Linked DNA regions of Homo sapiens: region 1 is linked to region 2. Evidence: chromatin contacts called from ENCODE Hi-C or POLR2A ChIA-PET data. All regions are on one chromosome and are shown on one strand. Each heading gives the region's core, a stretch centred on a gene start or an enhancer-like site at or near the end of the contact. The rest is flanking DNA. Distances are from core to core; before and after follow the strand shown. Region 1 holds the start of PDRG1 (p53 and DNA damage regulated 1). Region 2 overlaps TTLL9 (tubulin tyrosine ligase like 9).

Evidence for each region. A loop is a pair of places that touch in the nucleus more often than their neighbours do. ChIA-PET counts read pairs that join two places held with the same protein, here RNA polymerase II (POLR2A). Pooled maps may share reads with other maps.
Region 1: a loop to region 2 is called in a map of B cell, with 9 times the contacts of the local background. The contact joins the promoter of PDRG1 here to the enhancer-like site in region 2. A Hi-C loop is called at or near these places in 17 of 168 maps with a recorded cell type or tissue (B cell, CD4-positive, alpha-beta T cell, CD4-positive, alpha-beta memory T cell and 11 more), 16 of 37 single-sample maps with no recorded cell type and 18 of 50 pooled maps. POLR2A ChIA-PET finds 5 or more read pairs at or near these places in 19 of 52 experiments (A549, CD8-positive, alpha-beta memory T cell, Caco-2 and 13 more).

The regions. Positions count from the first base shown.
Region 1 is chr20:31,950,679-31,953,925 of GRCh38, reverse strand. It overlaps PDRG1 (p53 and DNA damage regulated 1), which reads left to right and starts at 1,880. Exons shown (of 5, transcript NM_030815.3): 1 at 1,880-2,051. The coding sequence starts at 1,965.
Region 2 is chr20:31,893,416-31,896,761 of GRCh38, reverse strand. The region is part of intron 3 of TTLL9 (tubulin tyrosine ligase like 9); the gene reads right to left. Among named protein-coding and RNA genes, the nearest start is that of TTLL9, 24 kb to the right of the region's middle. RefSeq lists an enhancer at 1,627-1,676. Within about 2 kb of position 1,486, at least 14 of the 41 ENCODE cell types and tissues checked have a DNase peak (open chromatin) inside an H3K27ac peak, as active enhancers do; they include B cell, GM12878 and heart right ventricle, where a contact is called at or near this core.

The DNA.
Region 1 (3,247 bases), core at 631-3,130, 57 kb before region 2:
TCAACCTGGTCCAGCCCTCTGTGGGTCCCAAGGTGGAGGAGACGCAGTGCTGGGGTCCAGGCCGAGGGATGCCTGGTGAGCCCCATTTCTGCTTTGGCAAACATCCCCCTTTCCTTCTCAGGGCCTGTGCCTGCATTTCTGAACCAGAAGGTGTTTATACAAAACATCCTGGGTTTGGCGACAAATTCACCCTCAGTGAGGAATCCTTAATGAATCTCCCTCCTTCCCCACACCAGGTGGCTGAAGGAAAAATTAGCTCTGCCTCTGGTAGTTGAAGGCAGCCAATGGCTAGGCAACATAGAGGTGCTGCTGGGGCTTCTGGGGCCACAATTTTTGGGGAGGGTTTTTTCAGGGTCCGGAAATGGCATGGACACCAGGCACTCCTGGCTTGCTGTGTGATGAGGCACTGCCTTTCTCCTGGCCTCAGTCTGCAGCTGTGAAATGGGGCAGTAATAATCCCATCCATACAAAGGTTGCTTTGACACTCAAGTAAGGCAAGGGGTGTGAAGGGGCTTGGTTACAAGAGGTCAAAAGGAGAGAATAAAACGCTGGAATCAGGGAGGCGAGACATCAGAGTGATAATATCGGTTCTGCTCTTTAGACTTTCAAAGTCCTTTCCCAGCGCCTTTTACAGCCATGTGGGCTCAATGCCTCCTTCCCTCTGACCTCCTGCCTGCTTCCCCCCCGCCCATTCTGTTCCACATACGCTGGCTGTTCCCTCTGCCTGGAACACTCTTCTCCTAGGCATCCACATGGCTCACCCCTCACCTTCTTTTCAAAGCCTTGCCTCTCTCTGAGGTTTGTTTTTTCCAGCTATCCAATGAGGAGTTTGGGCGTGAAGACCTCGTGGGAACCCTCTGGTTCTGATGGTAACCATTTTCCACCTGCCTGCCTTCTCTGGGAAGTCCTCCCAATCCTACCACCCACACCCACCTGCTTTTCTGAGCTAGCACTTCATTGCTTACTGCCCATAGTTTTCAAGTCCCTTCCTTATGTATAGGCCAGCTACTCTGGACATTGGGCCCAACACAGGGGCTCAAGTGAACTCTGGTTAAACGGAATTAAAAGTGATTACTGCTTCCTTTGTTTTTTGAGACAGAGTCTCGTTTTGTCACCCGGGCTGGAGTGCAGTGGTGCCATCATAGCTCAGGGCAGCCTCGACTCCCCAGATGCAGGTGCTCCTCCCGCCTCAGCCTCCTGAGTAGCTGGGACCAACGGGCGCGCCCCCCCTCACCCAGCTAATTTTTTTTTTTTGTATTTTTAGTAGAAACGGAGGTTTTACTGTGTTGCCCAAGCTGGTCTCGAACTCCTGGGCTCAAGTGATCCCCCCGCTTTGGCCTTCCAAAGTACTGGGATTACAGGCATGAGCCACTGCGCCCAGCTGATTCCTGCTTCCTTCCGATCCTGTGGAGAGACACTGAGGCGGATTTTTATTCACCCCCTTTTTATAAATTAGAAACTGAAAGTGTCAGAGATTAAACATAAGTCACACTGCCACATGGGCCTTCTTGGTGTTTCTTAGCCAGGGGAAGAATAATATTTCCCAGATCCTAATCACTACCTGCCACGGTATATAATTGTTTTGCCATTAATTGTCGGTGTTTCCCACTAGGATGAAGTTCCATGAGGGCAGGGATTTTGTTGTGTTCACTGCTGCATCCTAAGCACATAAAACTGCTTGGCACATAATAAGTGCTCAAGAAGCATGAACCGAGGGAGTAACGGGTCAGAGGCAGCCCGAGGACTGAGCTCTCTGAGCCTGCAGAGGGCGCTCCAGCCCCGCCCCCAAAGCTAGGCCCCGCCTCTCGCAGCCGGCTGGCGCACTAGTGTTAGAGCCTGCGCACCACCGTTCTTTTAACTGCGCAGGCGCGCCGGAAGCACCTAGAGAGCGGCGCGTGCGCAGCGGGAGTCGAAGCGGAGATCCCGGGGTCGCGCGAGAGCCGCAAGCGGAGTTGGTGGGCGCTATGCTATCACCCGAGGCAGAGCGAGTGCTGCGGTACCTTGTAGAAGTGGAGGAGCTCGCCGAGGAGGTGCTGGCGGACAAGCGGCAGGTGAGAGGCCCCTCCGCGGCGCTGGGGCCTGGCGGCCGGCGCCGTGGGAAAGCGCGCGGGGTCGCAGTGAGTTGACCTGGACAGGCGGTTAACGGCTCCGAGGCGACAGACCTGGGCCGATAAATATTCGGCCGCTACTAAGTGAGCGCCTGCGCTATGCTGGACATTCCTCTCTCTTCATCCTTTCTCTGCCCCTTGCCATGCTCTGTGGATCTCGACCCATCATGCTCTGGGCCGTTTCCCTGAGCACCTGTTTCAAAATGCACTTCCCGGCCCCATGGTTGATCTAGGGGCACCGCCCTGTAAAGGCCCTCAGGGGAGAGCTGGAACCGAAAAGAAGCCTGAGGGGGCCTTGTGACCGGGCAGGGGTGGGGACGTGGGGGAAGGTGGCGCCCTGTTTATGGGGTGTCTTGTTTTAAGTGCCAAGTTTTTGAGGGGAGTTCCTGGGGGAAGGAGGGTGACGTAATTGGATTTAGGTTTTAAAAGGATCCCCCCTGGCTGCTGTGTGGAATACAGAATATAGGTGGGCAAGGGCGGAGGCAGGGAGATGGGTGAGGGGCCATTGGTATGGTCCAGACCAGAGATGGATTTGGACTAGGTAGTGGTGGTGGAGAGAAGTGAAGGGGTCAGAAATGTATTTTGGAGACAGACTCAGTAGGCCGTGGTAGTGGAGCCGGGGGAGTCGTGACTCCCTCTCATCTCCAGTTAGAAGGGTCAGGTATTTACTGAGAAGGGGAAAACTTGGGCAAGATCCTGTCAAATTAAGTACTGGATCAGGGTGTGCTGGATGAGAATAAGAGCAGTTAAAGTTTATCAGCTACTTACTATGTGCCAGGTACTGTGTTAAGTCATTTAATTGCTGGCTCAATAACCTGTAAGGTAGGTACTGTCCGTAGCTCCATTTTGAGGAGGAGTAAATAGGAAGGTGAAATTACACAGCTTGAGGCAGATAGCAGGATTCGAACCTGGGTATTCCAAATCCAGAACCAGCACTCGTGCAGTATACTGTACTACTGCGTCACTTCCTTAGTAGCTATTGTGTTGTTACCACTGTCTCAGTGCCCCCAATCCTGCTGTTCCAATCTAGTATTGTTGGGTTTCTCATATTACTAGTTCAGAATCAGCTGGAGAAGTTTGTCCAAAAATAAACATTAGGCCTGCTTAATCACAGTGTGTAGGGGAAGGGTTTCCACTCC
Region 2 (3,346 bases), core at 237-2,736:
GGTCAGGAGTTCAAGACCAGCCTGGCCAACATTGTGAAATCCCATTTCTACTAAAAATACAAAAATTAGTCAGGCGTGGTGGTGGGCACCTGTAGTCCCAGCTACTCAGGAGGCTGAGGCAGGAGAATCGCTTGAATTGGGGAGGCAGAGGTTGCAGTGAGCCGAGATAGCACCACTGCACTCCAGTGTGGGCGACAGAGAGAGACTGTCTCAAAAAAAACCAAAACAACAACAAAAAAAACAATGTAATCAGTCATATTAACAGACTAAAATGGAGAAATCACATGATTATATCAATTGATGCAGAAAAGGCATTTGACAAAAATTAAACACTCATTCATTTAAAAACTCTGAGAGGAACTTCATCAACTTGATAAAAGCATCTTAAAAAAACTCGAGCTAACATTATAATTAGTGGTGTGTGAAAGTTGTCAGATTCAAAATGGAATCACTTGTGTCAAACCCTGGCAAAATAGGGCCAGGGGGCCGGGCTAGGTGGCTCACGCCTATAATCCCAGCTCTTCGGGAGGCTGAGGCGGGCAGATCATTTGAGGTCAGGAGCTGGAGACCAGCCTGACCAACATGGTGAAACCGCGTCTCTACTAAAAATACAAAAAAATCAGGCCGGGCGCAGTGGCTCATGCCTGTAATCATAGCACTCTGGGAGGCTGAGGCAGGCAGAACACCTGAGATCAGGAGTTCCAGACCAGCCTGGACAACATGGTGAAACCCCATCTCTACTAAAAATACAAACATTAGCCGGGCATGGTGGCTGGTGCCTGTAATCCCAGCTACTGGGGAGTCTGAGGCAGGAGAATCGCTTGAACCCGGGAGATGGAAGTTGCAGTGTGCCGAGACTGTGCCACTGCACTCCAGCCTGGGCAAGAGAGCGAGACCCTGTCTCAATAAATAAATAAATAAATAAATAAATAAATAAATAAATAAATACATGAATAACCTTACTGTTCCAGAAGGCAGAGGGACTGAAATGGGTTGGCATGGCTGCATTCCTTTTGGAGGCTCTATGGGAGAATTTGTTTCCTTGCCTTTCCCAGCTTCTAGCCGGGCATGGTGGCATGTGCCTGTAATCCCAGCTACCCGGGAGGCTGAGGCAGGAGAATCGTTGGAACCTGGGAAGCAGAGCCTGCAGTGAGCCGAGATCACACCACTGCTCTCCAGCCTGGGCTACAGAGTGAGACTCCATCTCAAAAAATAAAAAGTAAAAAAATAAAAATACAGAGCCAGGAAAGGTCATGAAGGGAGGAGTCTCATGCATGATTTGCCAGATAATAAGAACTTTCACAAGAACATTTTCCAAACCACAGCTTCCCACATGAGACAAGAGTACTGCTAACAGCACAAGGGCAGCTAGCAGCTAACACAGGAACACTAGCCTGACACGGTTTCTCAGGCCCAATCCAAAACTGCAAGGGCCTAACAAGAACTCCGAGACTCCAAGTCCTACCTAGCAACTACTGACACTCACCAATCTGCTACTGAACTCGCCAGCTCTCATAAAAAACACTGCTAGCGCCAATGAACTTTCTTTTGAAACAACTTACGTAAATCTCCTCTTTCCCCAAGAGAACCCTAAACTTTTCCTTTGTTCTCAGACATGCTGGGGGCTGCCCTAGTCTATGTGGACATCCTGGATTGCAGTTCTACTTCTTGTATATTATTCCCAAATAAAACCTTTTTACTTGGAGATTTGTCTCTATTTTTTTATGTTGATGGATGAAAAACTGGAGTTGGAGACCAGACTGGGCAACATAGTGAGACACTGTCTCTAAAAATAAAAATAAATTAAACAATAATCAGCACTGCAGCCCCACATAGCTCAAATACTAACAAGCTCAAGACGGCAGTGAAGGAGGTTGGATTGGAGTACACGCAATTTAATTAAAGCTGCAGCCCAACCCATGTTCAACTCAGCTTTAGGAGGAATCTGAATGATCAGCCCCTAAACCTGCTAGTCAGAGGAAGGAGCTCGCATACTCTATAAAGTGTGTGTACGTATGTGTGTGTGTGTGTGTGTGTGTGTATATACATGTATATATATATAAAGTGTGTGTATGTATGTGTATATATGTATATGTATATAAAGACTAAAAAATTATGATATACAATTGTTTTTCATACACAATATCCAGAGTGCAGTTCTAAAAATATAACACATGCAATAGCAAAGCAGGGAAATGTAATACATAATCAAGAGGAAAAAGAGCCAACTGAAATAAACCCATAAATGACCCAGTTATCAGAATCATTAGAGAAGAAATTTAAAAATTATTATAAATATGTTATAGGATTTATGGGAAAAGATGGATACAATGTGTGAATAGATGAGTTACTGCAGAAAAGAACCAAATGGCCAAGTGGCTCATACCTGTAATCCCAATACTTTGGGAGGCTGAGGTGGCAGGATCACCCAGGAGTTCAAGACCAGCCTGTGCAACACAGTGAGACCCCATTTCTACACAAAGTTTTAAAATTAGCCAGGCATGGTGGTACGTGCCTGTAGTCCCAGCTACCTGGGGAGCTGAGGTGGGAGGATCACTTGAGCCCAGGAGGTTAAAGCTGCAGTGAGCCATGATCGCACCACTGCACTCCAGCCTGTGTGACAGAGCAAGACCCTGTCTCAAAAAAAAAAAAAAAAAAAAAAAGAACCAAATGGAAATTCTAGAAGGGAAAACTATAATATCTGAAATTGAAAGTTCAATGGATGTGCTTAACAAGAGACTAGGCATTGAGAAGGAAAAACCGTACATTTGAAAACAGTCTAATTGAAATTGTTCAAATTGAATTAGAGAAAAAATTTATACATGAACAGAACCTCAGTGACTCGTGAGATAATATCAAGCAGTCTAACATACATATAACTGAAGTTCAAGAAAGAGATGGGGAAGAGATAGGACAGAAAATATTTTTTGAAGAAATGATGGCTAAAAAATTTTCCAAATTTGATTAAATTATCAACTCACAGATCCAAGATGCTCAATTAACCCCAAGCAAGACAGACACAACGTAAACTACACCCAGGTAAACCATAGTCAAATTGCTGAAAAACAGAACAGTCTTAAAAAAAAAAAAAAGCCTGAGGAAAAAAGACACATCGCATAGAGGGGTGAGGGTGGTGGAGAGTGGGAGTGGAAGACAAGAACAGCTGACTTTGGCTAGGCGCAGTGGCTTACGCCTGTAATCCCAGAACTTTGGGAGGCTGAGGCAAGCGGATCACCTGAGGCCAGGAGTTCAAGACCAGCCTAACCAACATGGAGAAATCTGGTCTCTACTAAAAATACAAAAATTAGCCAGGCGTAGTGGCGGGTACCTGTAATCCCAGCTATTC